Regions from separate parts of the Homo sapiens genome. Here region 1 is linked to region 2. A link is a contact called in ENCODE Hi-C or POLR2A ChIA-PET data. All regions are on one chromosome and are shown on one strand. The core of a region is the stretch at or near the end of the contact, and the rest is flanking DNA. Distances in the headings are between cores, read along the strand shown. Region 1 overlaps CDC42BPB (CDC42 binding protein kinase beta). Region 2 overlaps TRAF3 (TNF receptor associated factor 3).

Region 1 (3,057 bases), core at 555-3,054, 190 kb before region 2:
TTTCTGGTTTTGAGGTAAGAATTATCATCTGCCCATGTTTGTGTGAGATTGATTCATGTGGCTGGGGGAGTTGGTACCCGTCTGTTTTCATTGGGGTGTGGTGTCTATCACACGAGTATAGCCCAGCTTACTCACCCATTCTCTTGGAGGCAGAGATTTAGATTGTTTCTGCCTTTTGGCTGTTAGAAGTGGTGCCGCTGGGAACATGCTTGTACTTGTCTTTTGCTGAATGTCTGTCTTTGTTTTTAAAGTTTGTTTGCATTCATACTGTTGAGTCATGTAAGCTTATTGTGCCAGAAAAAAGCATTCATGCTCTGAGGTGCCCTGCACCCGCACATGTGTTTGAGAGCGCACAGAAAGTAGTTTAGAAACAGGCGTTAGTGGGACAGACCTGTGTTTATGTTCCTGCTCCAGCACGTGCTGCTCTGTAACTGTGGGCAGTTGGCTCAGCTTCCATGTCTTCATCTATAAAGTGCAGTTTTGGGGGTATGGGGCGGTTTGCAGCAGTCTTCCCCCAGATCGCCACCTGCCTCCTGGACCTCGTCTGGCCACTGCCGTCTCTTTGTGTGGCAGCCCCCAGCCAGCTTCCTCCACACGTGTCCCTCTGTCCCTTTGTCCCATTCCTGTTTTCCGTGGTACTCAGCACAGAGCTTGCACCGTGTGAGCCTGCCTGAGACAGCAGTGCCTATTTGTGTTTGCAAGACCTCAGCTCGTGTGCAGGCTTCATGAAGGCAGGGGCAGCGTTGTCACGTGCATAGGTGGGTGGGCTGGAGAGCAGTGCCTGGCACCAAGGAGATGCTCAGGAGGGGCTCGTTAGCTGGGTGGGCAGACGAGTAGGAATCGTCACAGGGCCTCGCCAGGGTAACTGGGGACTAAACGAGGGGCAGTGATACGACTTCGGCTGCCACCATGCCAGCTGAATGTCACACAGAGGCATTTGTACTGGATGGTGACAGCTGTTCACAAGAGGATATTAGCATTTATTCATCTGATCACCACTAGTTAAGGGCTTTGATCTACCTAATGTGTTGCATGGAGATGGTTAATTTGTGTGTTTATTTTACAAACAGAGACATTAAACCTGACAATGTCCTTTTGGACGTGAATGGTCATATCCGCCTGGCTGACTTTGGATCATGTTTGAAGATGAATGATGATGGCACTGTAGGTATTTTTGTTGGAGATTTTCCATTTGGTTTTGGGTTTGGCATATAGTCAGAAGGGAAGTTTTCAATTTGAGGTACAATTAAGAAACCAAGTATATTAATTCAGAAAATGAATCCATTTTGGAGATAGTTGAAATTTTCTGTTTGGGGAGTTTTGTTTCCCAAATAAAAATTAAGTTGGAAAGCATCTTTATTGCTTTTTATGTTTACAAAAGTAATATGTGTGCCTTCCAGAATGGGAGTTGTCAGGTTTCCTCAATCCCAAGGTGGCTAAAAGCATGCCAGCCCTGTAGCAGATCGAGGGCGCTCCCTGCTTCTTCCTTAAAGGGCCCTGTCCAGGCTGGTCGGGTGGGCAGGCATTAACCATGTAACTGTACTTTCTCACTTGTGTTGGGGCAGGTAACTTCCTGCTAGGGGTTTCCTCTCTATGGGTGTTGTAGACCTAGAAATAGAGTCCTAGGTGCTCAGTGTTACGGGGCCAGCTGACACTCCCGCCAGCAGGGAAAGAACAGGAGGTTGCCCCCGGATCGGCTATCACCAGGAGACCCAGGCTCAGGCCACAGGCCCTGTGGTCTCCACCCCGCAGTCAGACCAGCGTCATGGCCGAGTAGCCTGATGGGGGCAGTCCCAGCTCTGCTCACACCCTGTTGGCAGCTGCTTGCAGCAAACTGCTTTCACTGCGTCTGTGGCCACTGTTGCAGTTTTGTTCTTACATGTTTGGAGTCTTTTCTTTTTTGAAACCTACACTTATCATAAGGTCTAACATCAAATAGTTTTCCGAGAGAGCAATCCCTTTCTTGCCTACTGGCGGATTTTCAAGCAGTAGTGGAAGCACCCATGTGACTGGCTTCAGTTGACAGCGTTTTATAAGAAATAAAGCAGTTTGCTCATTTTCATTCCACAAAGCCAGTCTCTTGTTTTTAATAGTCTTGACCACATATTGATTAATTGGTAGGCGGGTGCTGTCCTCCACTCCAGTCTTCCAGTGACTAGAACAGGTCTGAACCAGAACATGGGTTACCCTCCACACCTCCACACCACCCTGTCACAGTATAACCAGAGCATGGGTTACCCTCCTGACCTCCACACCACCCTGTCACGGTATAACAAGAGCATGGGTTACCCTCCTCACCTCCACACCACCCTGTCACGGTATAACCAGAACATGGGTTACCCTCCTCACCTCCATACCACCCCGTCATGGTATAACCAGAACATGGGTTACCCTCCTCACCTCCACACCACCCCGTCATGGTTTAACCAGAGCATGGGTTACCCTCCACACCTCCACACCACCCTGTCACAGTATAACCAGAGCATGGGTTACCCTCCTGACCTCCACACCACCCTGTCACGGTATAACCAGAACATGGGTTACCCTCCTCACCTCCACACCACCCCGTCATGGTATAACCAGAGCATGGGTTACCCTCCTCACCTCCACACCACCCCGTCATGGTTTAACCAGAGCATGGGTTACCCTCCTCACCTCCACTCCACCCCGTCACAGTAGTTGTTCATCGTGGAGTCACCGCCCAACACCCCAGTGGTCCCGCTGTCTGTAGGAGCTCCTGTGGGCTGGCCACGCACTCGTGCAGGGAAGTGATAGAGGTGGAGTTCTCTGCTGATCCATTCAGCCTGAGCAGTTCTCACACCACTGGCTCTGGGGTGCTGCTTGGACCCTGTGTCTCTCTTCCCAGAGGGGACCCTCGGGAGAGCCTGGCCTTCCCCAGACAGGCCTGTGGTTGTTGTCTCCAGTTCCTGCCTGAGCCTCAGTCTTAGAGACTCAGCCCGTCAGGATGGCCCTATACTCTCCATCGTTCTCTCTGCTTGGATGATTTCTCAGCTTCACCAGGCTCCTCCCGCTTGCTCTGAGGTGGCCCGTGCCCTC
Region 2 (3,076 bases), core at 363-2,862:
TATATAACACTCCAGGGAAGTCTGAGGCAGTAACCATAAGAAAACACATTAATTCACCGGGTGTGGTGGCTCTTGACTGTAATCCCAGCACTTTGGGAGGCCGAGGTGGGAGGATCACTTGAGTCTAGGAGTCTGAGACTAGCCTAGGTAACAAAGTGAGAAGACACGGAGTCTCGTTCTGTCGCCCAGGCGGGAGTGCCGTGGCGCGATCTCCGCTCACTGCAAGCTCCGCCTTCCGGGTTTACGCCATTCTCCTGCCTCAGCCTCCCGAGTAGCTGGGACTACAGGCGCCCGCCACTGCGCCCGGCTAATTTTTTGTATTTTTAGTAGAGACGGGGTTTCACCGTGGTCTCGATCTCCTGACCTCGTGATCCGCCCGCCTTGGCCTCCCAAAGTGCTGGGATTACAGGTGTGAGCCACCGCGCCCGGCCAGAACCCTTTCTTTACAAAATTTAAATTAAAAAATCAGCTGGGTGTGGCGGCACAAGCCTGTAGTCCTCGCTACTTGAGAGGCTGAGGTGGGAAGATCTCTTGAGATCAGAAGTTCAAGGCTGCAGAGAGCTTTGATCACACCACTGATTCTAGCCTGGGCAACAGAGCAAGAGTCTTCTCAAAAAAAAAAAAAAAAAAAAGGAAAAGAACAGGAAACATGTTAATTAACCATCTGTGGTAAAATAATGAAATATTCATATTAAGTGGAATAGAGATTATAAATAGCCTCACATAAGTTCAGGCCAAGTGGCACCAAATCTATGAAAAAACATTCCATTTTCAGAGGCTCTGGGGTTTCAGCACTGTGGCTGAGGAACTGGGGCCTGCACCATCGCACTCACTTTATGTGCTACGGTCCTGGTTCAGAAAGGCCAAATAACTTGGTCAAGTTCATGCAGCTGGGAAAGAAGAGAGGCAAGGTATGAACCCCGACTCTCTCACCCAAAGCCTGCACGGTGCTTCTCACACTTAAATGAACGCAATGATCACCTAACAGCCTCTCTGAGAGCTGACTGTGAGTCGGCAGGTCTGAGGCAGGGCCTGGGAAACTGCATTCCTAAAGCACTGGGGCTCCTGGAGGGAATGTGCTGCTTCCACTGGACCAGAGGCTCCCAGTCCAGCAGGGCATCAGCACTCCCAGGAGTTCTTTAAAAATTCCCTCTAAATCTGAATTTCCAGGGTCTTAACTGATAGAAATTGTATGGGTGGGGGCCTCAGTTTTTGTGGTCATTTCTAATAGCCCATTAAGAGAAATAAATCACTAATAAAGTAGGGCTCTGAGAAGGCAGCCCGCAAGCCCAGTCAGGAGTTCCCCTTGGAGTCCCTACTTTCCATCAAAGGAGTCTAGGAAGATTCCAGCAATGACCACAAAATGTTATTAAATTCCTCAGAGACAACATACCCCAGCCATCCCAGGTTCTGGGGATCACAGCATTTTTCACCCTCCCTTGGAATCAACAAAATCCTACACATACCACACTAAAGGCCAAGTTCTAGAGGACAACCACAAACAAATGTGAAAACTATTGCTGCCTGGCAGCTGACAGAAGGAAATACTTAGCAGAAGACTATGAGAAAAGAAGTGCTTGGCCAAGAGCAGTGGCTCAGCCTGTAATTCCAGCACTTGAGATGCCAAGGCACGCAGGTCCTTTGAGGGCAAGAGTTCAAGACCAGCCTGACCAACATGGTGAAACCCCATCTCTACTAAAAATACAAAAATTAGCCAGGTATGGTGGCATGTGCCTGTAGTCCCAGCTACACAGGAGGCTGGGGCAGAAGAACTGCCTGAATCTGGGAGACGGAGGTTGCAGCGAGCAGAGATCGCACCATTGCACTCCAGCCTGGGCGACAGAGTGAAACTCCGTCTCAAAAAAACAAACAACAACAACAACAAAAACAAGTAAAGAAGTGCTAACACTTGGGCTAGGCTACACTGTGGGAATGAATTCATGAACTGAATGGAATCTGCACATACTTAATCAAACTGTGTATTCTGAATTATGCTCACGAGATGCTAAGATGGAAAAGAACATGAGTGGTAGTGCAGCTGGTTCCTCCCGCTGTGTCAACTCTCTGCAGGTCCTCTGATGTCTGCTAAGCTCCTCCCAAATGTACCCATCATGAGAAAGACTCTGAGCAGGACTTCCACAGCACTAATCTCCCCCCAATGCCACCAGACTCTTAATTCTGCTTTCAGTAGTCCAAATCAGCCACTGCTTCTCACACCCAGTCTCAGGTCACTTCTGATATGACATGTATGTACCCCAGCCTGGTCACCACCCTAATGCTGGTTCTCTGCAGAAGCTCATTTGGTTAAATTCCTCATGTAAACTGAACAAGAGTCCTATTCTGACCTCGGTATTAGCTTTTGATAATTACTAATCCTGTAATTTGTCCTTTTTTTGTTCTATTGCCTCCTTCATAAAGTGTCACGTTCCAGACTGAAACTGGCAGTCTGAATTTCCTGAGAACACAGAATGCCTCATGGAGCATTTTTATGCATTTACCTAGCACTGTAACAGCAGGACTGGCACCCATGAAGTGCTTTACAAAGGTCTGCTGAGGCCGGGTACAGTGGTCATGCCTATAATCCCGGCCATTTGGGAGGCCGAATCAGGAGGATCACCTGAACCTAGGAATTTGAGACCAGCCTGGGCAACATAGAGGCCCCATCTCTACAAAAAAAATTTTGTTTTTGAGACAGGGTCTCGCTCTGTCGCCCAGACTGGAGTGCAGTGGTGCGATCTCAGCTCACCACAACCTCTGCCTCCCAGATTCAAGCTGTCCTCCTACCTCAGCCTCCTGAGGAGCTGGAACTAATGGCACACGCCACCACACCTGGCTAGTTTTTATATTTGTTTTATAGAGATGAGGTCTCCATAAAGCCCAGGCTGGTCTCAAACTCCTGAACTCAAGCAATCTGCTCACCTTTGCCTCCCAAAGTGCTGGGATTGCAGGTGTGAGCTACCGTACCTGGCCCAAAAAATGTTGGAAACTTAGAAAGTGAGGATCACTTGAGACTGAGAGGTCGAGGCTACAGTGAGCTGTGATCGCACCACTGCACTCCAACCTGGGCAACAGAGCA

Evidence for each region. Hi-C counts contacts between places; a loop is a spot of excess contacts on that map. ChIA-PET counts read pairs that join two places held with the same protein, here RNA polymerase II (POLR2A). Pooled maps may share reads with other maps.
Region 1: a loop to region 2 is called in a pooled map, with 4 times the contacts of the local background. The contact joins two enhancer-like sites. A Hi-C loop is called at or near these places in 2 of 50 pooled maps. POLR2A ChIA-PET finds 5 or more read pairs at or near these places in 3 of 52 experiments (A549, H1 and activated T-cell).

The regions. Positions count from the first base shown.
Region 1 is chr14:102,984,594-102,987,650 of GRCh38, reverse strand. CDC42BPB (CDC42 binding protein kinase beta) reads left to right here. Exons shown (of 37, transcript NM_006035.4): 6 at 1,071-1,164. Among named protein-coding and RNA genes, the nearest start is that of AMN, 63 kb to the right of the region's middle. RefSeq lists enhancers at 1-574, 575-1,209. Within about 2 kb of position 1,804, at least 2 of the 41 ENCODE cell types and tissues checked have a DNase peak (open chromatin) inside an H3K27ac peak, as active enhancers do.
Region 2 is chr14:102,798,252-102,801,327 of GRCh38, reverse strand. All of the region lies in intron 1 of TRAF3 (TNF receptor associated factor 3), which reads right to left. Among named protein-coding and RNA genes, the nearest start is that of TRAF3, 22 kb to the right of the region's middle. RefSeq lists an enhancer at 2,461-2,510. Within about 2 kb of position 1,612, at least 2 of the 41 ENCODE cell types and tissues checked have a DNase peak (open chromatin) inside an H3K27ac peak, as active enhancers do.